2 separate regions of the Homo sapiens genome follow, and region 2 is linked to region 1. A link is a contact called in ENCODE Hi-C or POLR2A ChIA-PET data. All regions are on one chromosome and are shown on one strand. The core of a region is the stretch at or near the end of the contact, and the rest is flanking DNA. Distances in the headings are between cores, read along the strand shown. Region 1 holds the start of GPR50 (G protein-coupled receptor 50). Region 2 holds the start of VMA21 (vacuolar ATPase assembly factor VMA21).

Region 1 (4,852 bases), core at 1,719-4,218:
GAGCAGAAACTGCTCACTTGCCCTCTCATTCCTCTGGGAATATTCCAGGTTTCCTCTATTTGGATTGGATATCTTAATAGCTTTAAAATCTCAAATAAAGGGTTTATGTCCACTCCAGTTATTTAGGGCTTCCTAACAAGCCTTTTAGAAAGAGACTTAATTAAAAATCCAGTGGAATCTTAAACCATGCACATTACACTCTATCCAATAAAGGACTCCCCCTTAACTCTTCCAAAGCAATTGAACTTACTGCACGAGACTTGTTTTGCCTTTGCAAACAGGGACCGATTTTCTCCCTCATATGTATCCTTATAACTGATTCAATATCTGATTTTCTTTTTTCTTTTTTTTTTTGAGACGGGGTCTTGCTTTGTCGCCCAGGCTGGAGTGCAGTGGCGGGATCTCGGCTCACTATAAGCTCCACCTCCCGGGTTCACGCCATTCTCCTGCTTCAGCCTCCCTAGTAGCTGGGACTACAGGCGCCCGCCACCACGCCCGGCTAATTTTTTTGTCAATATCTGATTTTCTTAGTACTGGGGCCATGTTCAGAATCTTTATTAAGACGAGTTCATAAAAATAAGAAAATTATTTTAACCGGATACATAATTCTGTCCCCCTAGATCATTAAAATATTCACCTTTTCCACTTGTCTAGTATTGAAAAACCAAGTCCCACCAGGTCACAGTCAAGTAGTGTCCAAGCAGGGGTAGGGGCCAGGGAGTCAGCTCACCCTTGCTCTCCTGCCTGCTCCTCAATCCCAGGGATGTTCAGGCCACATCCGCGGGGAATTCCCGGGGGCTCTAGCCACCTCATCTCAGAAGTGCAGTACACTGGAGTGTAGCAATGCCTGCAAGGTTTGCAAGCTCTCCTTACAGGTTTGTTTGGGGCAGGGGGAGTCTAGTGTCTTAAGTCACTAGAAGGTGTGTTTCGTTTTTTCCTTCAAATGTATTTTGTTTACTTATTTGAATTCAAAATCGCCCCTTCCCACAAGTGAAGGGATCCAAACTCTCGGGGAACCAGCAAGAACAGCCTGATGTGCATCCTACAAAATACTCCACTGCGCGGACGGGCTTTTGACTGACAGCCTCTTTACAGGGCGCACAGCTGTGTGGGGAGGACAGCGGAGCCCCTTCACTGTCTGCACTTACGGAAAAAAATGCGAGCGCGCGCGGCCGGGAGTTCCAGCCAGCGAGGGGCAGTGAGATAATGAATGTGAAAAGCCTCCAGGCGGGAGATTGTAATTCGCGCCGGATTCAGTTCACAGACGCGAAAGCCGCAGGATTGGGGTGGGGGCTTCATTTTCAAACAAGGAGACACATTTCCAGTTTAGGCTTTATAGCTAGAGACAGTGTGTGCAATCTTGGTTTTCAACAGTGTCTGTTTTTTTCGTTAAAGGTATCTGAATGTTGAAGTTCGTCGCGTAACAGGCCCCTACTACCTACCCCGCCTTGTCCGTCCCCCCACCCACCCCGGGGCAAGAGGGCTGCTGTGTCCAGACGATGGCGCTCCCGGCCAGTGCAACCCCTCTCCCCTACTGTGGCAAGAAGACTAGTCTGGAACAAGTTTCAAGGTGTTTACTGAGATTTTGAAAGGCTTCTCGACAGGAGCCGTAACTTTTAGTAGCCGGCAGAAATCCATTCCCGTGACCAAGGTTATTGAGGGAACGAGTGTCCGAATCACGCCCCTTTAGTTTTGCCCGAATATTCGAATTTTCCGTGGTCCCCGCGGAGCGAGATCCTGGGCGCACCGCAGGGGAACTGTGACGCACGGGGACAGAGATCCGCGGTGTGGAGGGCGAGGGGGGAGGCCTGAGAGGGATGGGGTCGAAACGAGAACCCCAGAAGGGCATGGGAAAGGAGAAAGACCGAGAGGAATCCTGACTGAGGCAGGGATCGCCGGTCAGCCAGAGGCTTCTTGGTTTAGCCGCGTGACACCTCCGCACCTTTCCCGCGGCTGCGGCGCAGCTCCTTCAGCCTTCCTGACTGCCCCGTGCCGCTCAGTAGAGAATGCCGAGCATCCCGAGAGGGAGAGGCGTCAGAGCCTCTCGTCCTGAGTTTCCTTGAGAAGCGGGGACCCAAGAGAAGAGCTTTATTGCCTGTTTTACTTTTTCCCAAAGCGTCCCTTGGCTTCCGCCGCCTGGCTGCCGGCAGCTGGAAAGGAGACGAGCTCCCGCTCCCGTTCGCCCCCAAACTGAGGACCGAGTGGCCACCAATGCCTTCCCTAGGTCCCAGGGTGCAGACCCGCTCCCCACTTCCAGAGTCGGGCGCAGGGTACATCTCTTTATGGAGAGTGCAAGACCTGGACCGGACTGAGCGGCTACTCGCAGCTGCCGCTAAGGGAGCCAAGAGGCTCCTGGCGAGAAAGGGAGCGGGGTTAAGTTCCCTAGGGATTAGGGACCCAGATTGGGGGTGGGAGCTCCCAGCAGTAGTCCCCTGTTCCCCGCGGGACACAGAAGGCTCTAGACAGGCAAGGGCATGGGGCGTGGGATGGACCTCACAAGGATACTTGCAGAGGCAAGCATCTAGCGTTCAAGGGGCCACCGGCTATCCCCTATACCCTGCTGGGGGCTGTGGACTGGCTTGGTCTAGCACTGGATCCTATGAAAGACTCTGTGCTCCGGCTCTGCAATCTACATCTCTTTGCCAGGTGTTTGCACTGGAGGAGAGAGGGAGAAGAACTTGCTAGAAACGAATGCACAGGGGCTGGTGGAGGGGGTGTGGGGTGGACTCCGAGCTAGTCATGATGCTTGCAAGGTACCTGGGAGATTGAGAGGCAGGGCAGGCTGGCTAGAGAGGAAGTACATACAAGGCAGTCGGAAGCAAGATGACACCTCAATGTGGATTTGTCCAATAAGAGGGGGTAGCCAAGGGGGGGGTATTCAGGGAGGTCTGATTGGTCGGGGGGAGGGATTTGGGGTGGGGCTAGCCGCCTCTTGAGGCTTTAAAAGCTCATCGGAGAGGGGCGGGATGCTGTCATTTGCTCTCTGACTCTCAGAGAGGGAGGCACGCTTTCCTGGAGCTCCTGGTGACAGAACAGGTGTTTGCTGTCTGGACCTGGCTGCTGATCCTGAGCCTGCTGGGAGATCTTAACGATCCCCAGGAGCAACATGGGGCCCACCCTAGCGGTTCCCACCCCCTATGGCTGTATTGGCTGTAAGCTACCCCAGCCAGAATACCCACCGGCTCTAATCATCTTTATGTTCTGCGCGATGGTTATCACCATCGTTGTAGACCTAATCGGCAACTCCATGGTCATTTTGGCTGTGACGAAGAACAAGAAGCTCCGGAATTCTGGTAAGCCACCCCTTCTTCTCCCTACCCAGTGTGCAGAGACTTGCAACCCCTAGGGCGTTAGTTTTTGAGCTCCCCGAATAGAGAATCTATGGACAGTGCCCTCATATTGAACATCCCTGCTCCCAAATTCCCCGCAAGCCTGGGGGTGGTAGTATTCTGTCCCGGCCCTCTAAACGTGGAGGTTCTCAAGGCCGAGAGAGCACAGAGAATTAGCTTTGGGCATCCAAGTACAAAGCGTTCCCGTGGTGCGCGGCAGCCCGAGGATCCCTGTCCCGTCGGGGCCTGATGCGGAGGGAGCCGGCACCCGAGCGGGAGAGTCAGGCGATTCGCCCGGGGACAGCAAGCCGAGCCGGACGCCGCAAGGGCGGCCGCGCTGAGGCAGCGCGGACCGAACTGACGCGGAGGGAGCAGCGGGGCTGCGACCTGCTCTGTGAAAGTTAAGTTCGCGGCGGCCGCGGCGGCCCTTACCAGAGCGCAACGCAGTGGCCTCTCCCTAGCCGGGCCAAGAGCCCGCTCGCCGCGGCCCTGGGGCTCCAGGACGGCTCCCGGGCAGATCCCGGGCGGCGGAGCACAGACCCCCGCGCCCGAGAATCGAGCAGGGAGGTCTGAGCCCGCCGGAGCCGAGCTCCGTCCGCCCGTCCCAGGGCGAACGGCAGAGAGAGGCAAGCGGCGGGTCGGGCACAGCAGGCGGTGGCAGCGACGGCGGCGGCAGCGGAGATCCCAAGGTCCGTAAGCGGGGAACTGGGGGGTCGCAGGGCGGGCCGGCCAAGAGGCTTGGGAGCTGGGCGTTGCTGGGGGTGGAGGGATAGAAGGCAGCAAAACCGAGTAGGGATTGGCGGGAGGGCGACGGGAGAGCTCAGAGGCGGCGATGGGGGACTCAGAGAGGCTGCAAAGGGCTGGGGTCTGGGAGCCGCAGGCGGGACTTCCCCCGCTGCTAGCCACTGCCGAGCGGGAGGAGGCCGGGGGCCGGGGGCCGGCGGCGAGCAGGGCAGGAGGGAAGCGTGGGAGGATGCCGGGCGCTGCGACCTGTGCTGGGGGTGGGGGCGGCAGACACTGCAGAGCAGCTAGTCCGGCTTACAGGTTGGGCGGGAGAGGGCTCTGGAAGGGAGGGGAAGGGGCAAAGGCGCCCAAACTCCGAGTTCAGGCCGGGGGAGGGAGGGGCGGCGCCTGGAATTTCCACCGCCAGATTCTCGATCGGCTGGGGCTAGGAGTGGGGACCGAAGGGGGTCTGAGAGGGTGGGGAGACCAGCTGGATTCTCCCGGGCAGGGCGTGGGGGAGAGGTGGCGGCCGGGGTCTGGGGGATTACTTTGCTTGGGCAAGGAGTCACGAACACTGAACAAGTTTAAAAACGCACTGACTGGCACACAGTCATTAAAAGTTTTCTTACAAAGTCTGGTGGGTGTCTCCGATTTCTCCTTCGTCTCCTGGAATCGTGGGGCCATACACTAGGTCTTCACCTTCACCCCCGCGGTGCGGTCCCGAGGTGCAAACCCACGGAATCCTGGGGGCGACCTGCGAAGCCCATTTTATTCCCTTTAGATTTCTTTTCTTTCTTTTT
Region 2 (4,852 bases), core at 1,646-4,145, 220 kb after region 1:
GAGAAGTTTTTCCCACAGCAAATCTCATTTATGAATGGTTCCTGTTTAAGTTATCACACAAGTGCAACTTAGGCTGTTAATGTGGGAGTGTAAAAGTGCCAGCCTGGGAGTCAGGAGTCAAGCTACATCCCACTAGATAAATGTGTGACTTCCCACAAGTCCCGTCCCCTCTCTGGGCCGCAGTTTTCTCATCTGTACAAGGAAGTGTTTAGACTACTGTTATGGGTTGAATTGCTGGCCCGGTCACCCACACCATCCCCAAATTCATATGCTGAAATCCTAGCCCCCAGTACCCCAGAGTGAAACAGCGTCGCTGCAGATGTAAATAATTAAGTTCATACAGGTGTAGGGTGGGCCCCTAATGCATTATGACTGGTGTCCTTATAAAAAGGGAAAATTTGGACAGAAACACAGACGCAGGGAGAAGGCCGTTTGAAGAAAAATGCAGAGATCAGGGTGATGCTTCTACAAGCCAAGAAATGCCAAAGATTGTCAGCAAACCACCAGAAAACAGAAGAGGGGCCTGGAACAGTCCTTCCTTCACAACCTTCAGAAGGAACCAGCCTCGCCAACATCTCCATCTCAGACTTCTAACCTCCTGAACTGGGAGATGATTAACTTCTGTTGTTGGAGCCACTTAGTTTGTGGCATTTGTTATGGCAGCTCCGGCAAACTACAACAACAGTGGTTCCCAGTTTTTTTGGGGGGGGGTGGACAGAGTCTTACTCTGTCACCCAGGCTGGAGTGCAGTGCAGTGGCACGATCTTGGCTCACTGCAACCTCCGCCTCCTGAGTTCAAGCGATTTTCTGCCTCAGCCTCCTGAGTAGCTGGGATTACAGGCATGTGCCACCACGCCAAGCTGGTTCCCAATTTTTTCACCATCAAGAACTATTTTGCTCTTTTTCCTTTTGTGGACCCAATTTATTTATTTAACAAATATTTATTAGTTCCTACTATATACCAGGCCCTACTCTAGGTATTGGGGAACAATAAGTCACAATTCCGTTCCCCCACTTGTGTTCATTCTATGTTTTAAAAGATTTATTCTATTAAGTATACTGTGGCTTATTTTCATAATAATCTGTGAACAGTCTTTTCTTATGGGATAACTAGGATAACCTCATCATGATATAGTAAGTGTCAAAAATCAAAGAACGGTGATATTTTAAGTAGCTTTGGATGCCTAACAGTAAATAGATTCATTAGGTTTTTAAAAATATTAAAAACTGCCTTCAGAACCACCATTACTACATTTATGGGTCCCTAGGGATTGAAGGACCTCACTGCAGGCTGATTAGCTAGAGCAGGGGTCAGCAAACTCTTCTGTAAAAGGGTCAGATGGTAAGAATTTTGGGCATTGCAGATCATTTTGGGCGTTGCAGATCATACCGTCTCTGTCACAACTACTCAACATTGCTGTTGTAGATAATACAAACAAATGAGAATGGCTGAGCTCCAATAAAATTTTATCAATAGACGCTGAAATTTGAATTTCATATAAATTTCACGTGTCATGTTATTCTTTTGACGTTTTCAACAATTTAAAAAGGAAAAACCATTCTTACCTCAGGGCTGTAGAAAAACAGGTGGTAGGCTCCATGTATTAGGTCGGCTGGCTCAGTTTGCCTACCCCAGAGCTAGATTCTCTTTGTACCCCAAGTTCTTACATTAGGTGGTTCTTACTCACCTAAAGGTCTAGATGAGGCCCAGATAGAGATTACTATTATTTTTATTAAATATTTTACAGTTTGTTTTTTAGAGACGGAGTCTTGCTATGCTGCCCAAGCTGCTCTGGAACTACTGGCCTCACGCAATCCTCCTGCCTCAGCTTCCCAAAGTGTTGAGATTACAGGCGTGAGCCAGCACAGTCAGCCCTAGAGGGGGATTATTCAGTTTGAACTAAAACCTGGACTTCCTGCTGCCCAGTCCATTGCCCTTTCCACCACTCTAAGCTGCTGGTTTAGTCATGATTTCAGATGTGGTCTTTGTATCCATGTGGTGCAGAAAATAGCTGTGTGGTCAGCGGCCCTTTCCAGGCGCTGACCATGTTAAGGGCTGTCCTCTTATTAGCAGCCAGTGGCAACTTAATTTTGTCAAGCCTGACTCCAGACTTACCCACCCTTTCGTTTTTACCTCTCTCGGGTTGCGCAGGCCCGGGAGGCCCATCTGTTCTTACTATTTGAGTCCCTGTTGTCTCATTGGCGGCTTTCTGAGCAGCTGCAAAATATGTTTTTAACTTTTAAGTGGAAGTTGGGGGTCACTGGCATCGAGTCTGGAACAGTCATTCTCAGCAAGAGCTCTTTGAACTCTGACATTCTCTAGTTTTACGGACTCGGGTGAGTGTTTTAACTCCTCCCAGCTGCCAAGGGCTTGACTTCCTACCACTGCGGGCAGTAATTAATGAGGCATTTATTTGCTCAAGTAGTGGCGAAATAATGCGCACTGCTTTTTTGTGTTGTCGTCGGCGGAATACGCTCAGTTGCCTAGCACCACAGCCCTCTGGCTGGTAGTCCCTCTTCGCGGCTCATATGCTCGGGTCTCCTTGCGGCCCCCAGCTCAGCGACCGAGACGCAGACGAGGACCAGTGTTCACGCGAGTTCAGGGGGCGGCGTAGCCGCCGCCCGCCCAGGAGGACCATGTTGCGCGGCAAGTCCCGGCTCAACGTGGAGTGGCTGGGCTACTCGCCAGGCCTGCTCCTCGAGCACAGGCCCCTCCTGGCAGGGCGCACGCCGCGGAGCCACCGCCGGTAAGTCATGTGAGCGCCCGCCCCCGCGCCGGCAACAGCCCTGCGTCGCTGCGGCGCGCCGCGCCGCGCCGCGCCTGCGTACTGTGGCCCGCCGCCCGGCGCGAACGGGCACTTCCGGCGCGAACGGGCACTTCCGGCGCGAACCGCTACTTCCGGTGCGAACCGCCTCGGCCGTTCCCTCGCGGAGCTTACTGAGCGCGGCCGCCGAGCCCAGCTCCGCCGCCGAGCGCCTGTGCCGGCACGGCTACACCATGGAGCGCCCGGATAAGGCGGCGCTGAACGCACTGCAGCCTCCTGAGTTCAGGTAGCCCTGAGCGGGGCCTGGACCGCGAGGCGGACTGGCCCCAGCCTGGAGCAGGGCTTGAGGGAAGGCCCTAGCTGAATGGGTGGGCGTGAGGTCTGGACCCCGGGGACCTGGCCTCAGGGAAGGGGGCGGGGAAAGCAGGTTGGAGCCTGAGACGTCTAAACTCCCGGCCCCGAACTTTCGCTCGGGAACAAGGGATCCGGGGTCATGGGGAATAGGTCAGTGGGCCTTCAGCTCATGCTCCTATCCTAGCACTTTCTCTCGCTGTGTCTATATTGCAGTCTCTTTCATTACCGCAGGGTCAGCCTTCTGAGGACAGGAATGCAGTCTCCTTCATCTCCGTGTTCCCTAGGGGGCCTGCATAGTCGGGGCTTAATAAATGTTTGCTGTATGAATGAAGGAGTAGAAGGGAATAGTCCCCTGGTGTGAGATTGCTTCACTTGGGGAATCAGTAAGATAGAGGCTGGTGACTGAGTTGAAGGAATGTATGAGAGAGCAGGTGGTTCTGGCCCACCCCAGTAGGCAAGGGAGTGGTGAGGGAGTTAGCTATCATTCGTTAAGACCTACTGTATGCCAGGCTCAGTGCACGTGCTTTACATACATTGTCAGAATTCTTAATTTCTCTAACTGCTTGATTTCCCAATTTTGAAGAGGATGCAGTTGAGGGTAAGTGACTTGAAACTGAGGGTGAGTGATTACAGAATTAGGCGACAAAGTTAGTATGTAATTGAAGCTAACGTTTGACCAAGCTCACTGACTCCAAAGCCCACGATCTTTGGAGCTCTGTGATGCCTTCTCTTTCCGACAGGGTCATTGTGAGTTTTTTTTTTTTTTTTTTAACTTTTATTTTAGGTTCATGAGTACATGCGCAGGTTTGTTATATAGGTAAACTGCATGTCACGGGGGCTTGGCGTACAGGTAATTTTGTCACCCAGGTAATAAGCATAGTACCCGATAGGCGTTTTTTCTGATTCTCTCCCTCCTCCCAGCCTCCACCCTCAAGTAGACCGCACTGTCTGTTGTTCCTCTCCTAGTGTCCATCTGTTCTTGTTGTTTAGTTCCCACTTATGAGAACGTGCAGTATTTGGTTTTCTTTTCCTGTCTTAATTTGCTTAGAATAATGGCTTCCAGCTCCAGTCATGTTGCTGCAAAGGACATGATCTCATTCTTTTTTATGGCTGCATAGTGTTCCATGGTGTATATGTACCGCATTTTCTTTATCCAGCCTCAATGTGGGTTTTTTTTTAATTATTCATTTATGAGAATACCAACATATTTTTATTAGATACACTTACAGCATAGTCCTTCTAGACTGATTCTGGTTTCCTAATGGAATTTGCAGTGAAATCTTGACTGTGGGAGAAAGAATTCCTGTTGTCTTACTTGCTACAAAAGGGAATGTGGTAGGCTCTGTCTGCTCAATGTTGGCTGCAGAAGTTTGTATGAAGTGGGAAAACTAGGTGGTGTTATAAATGGAGGCAGATTAAGGTTCATCCTGAACTTTTTCCTTTGTGTGAGGACAACTTTAATTCCAGCCTTTCTCATTCCTCACTTCTAACAAATCTCTGCTCAGTAACACCCAAAGATACATAGGATAAATCAATTGAATAGCATCAGTTGCTTTGTCTTGGATAAGCCACTGATTTTACCCAAGGTGGCTTGCATCAGCAAAACCAACAGCTCTTGTGGCTGGAATCCAGGGAGAAAATGTCCTATAAACAGTAGAGGAAGTTTGCTAGTTTTCAAAAGTTTGTATGTACACTTTGACTTAATGCTTAGTCCCATATTAGTGAGGTCACAA

Evidence for each region. Hi-C counts contacts between places; a loop is a spot of excess contacts on that map. ChIA-PET counts read pairs that join two places held with the same protein, here RNA polymerase II (POLR2A). Pooled maps may share reads with other maps.
Region 2: POLR2A ChIA-PET joins it to region 1 with 15 read pairs in WTC11. The contact joins the promoter of VMA21 here to the promoter of GPR50 in region 1. A Hi-C loop is called at or near these places in 1 of 50 pooled maps. POLR2A ChIA-PET finds 5 or more read pairs at or near these places in 4 of 52 experiments (HEK293T, WTC11 and activated B cell).

Annotation. Positions count from the first base shown.
Region 1 is chrX:151,173,616-151,178,467 of GRCh38, forward strand. It overlaps GPR50 (G protein-coupled receptor 50), which reads left to right and starts at 2,969. Exons shown (of 2, transcript NM_004224.3): 1 at 2,969-3,293. The coding sequence starts at 3,107. GPR50-AS1 (GPR50 antisense RNA 1) reads right to left here and starts at 4,221. Exons shown (of 3, transcript NR_135300.1): 1 at 3,762-4,221; 2 at 3,180-3,260; 3 at 1,583-2,655. RefSeq lists enhancers at 664-1,633, 1,634-2,602.
Region 2 is chrX:151,394,311-151,399,162 of GRCh38, forward strand. It overlaps VMA21 (vacuolar ATPase assembly factor VMA21), which reads left to right and starts at 2,896. Exons shown (of 3, transcript NM_001017980.4): 1 at 2,896-3,051. The coding sequence starts at 2,999. RefSeq lists a silencer at 2,737-2,896 and enhancers at 3,177-3,326, 3,387-3,446.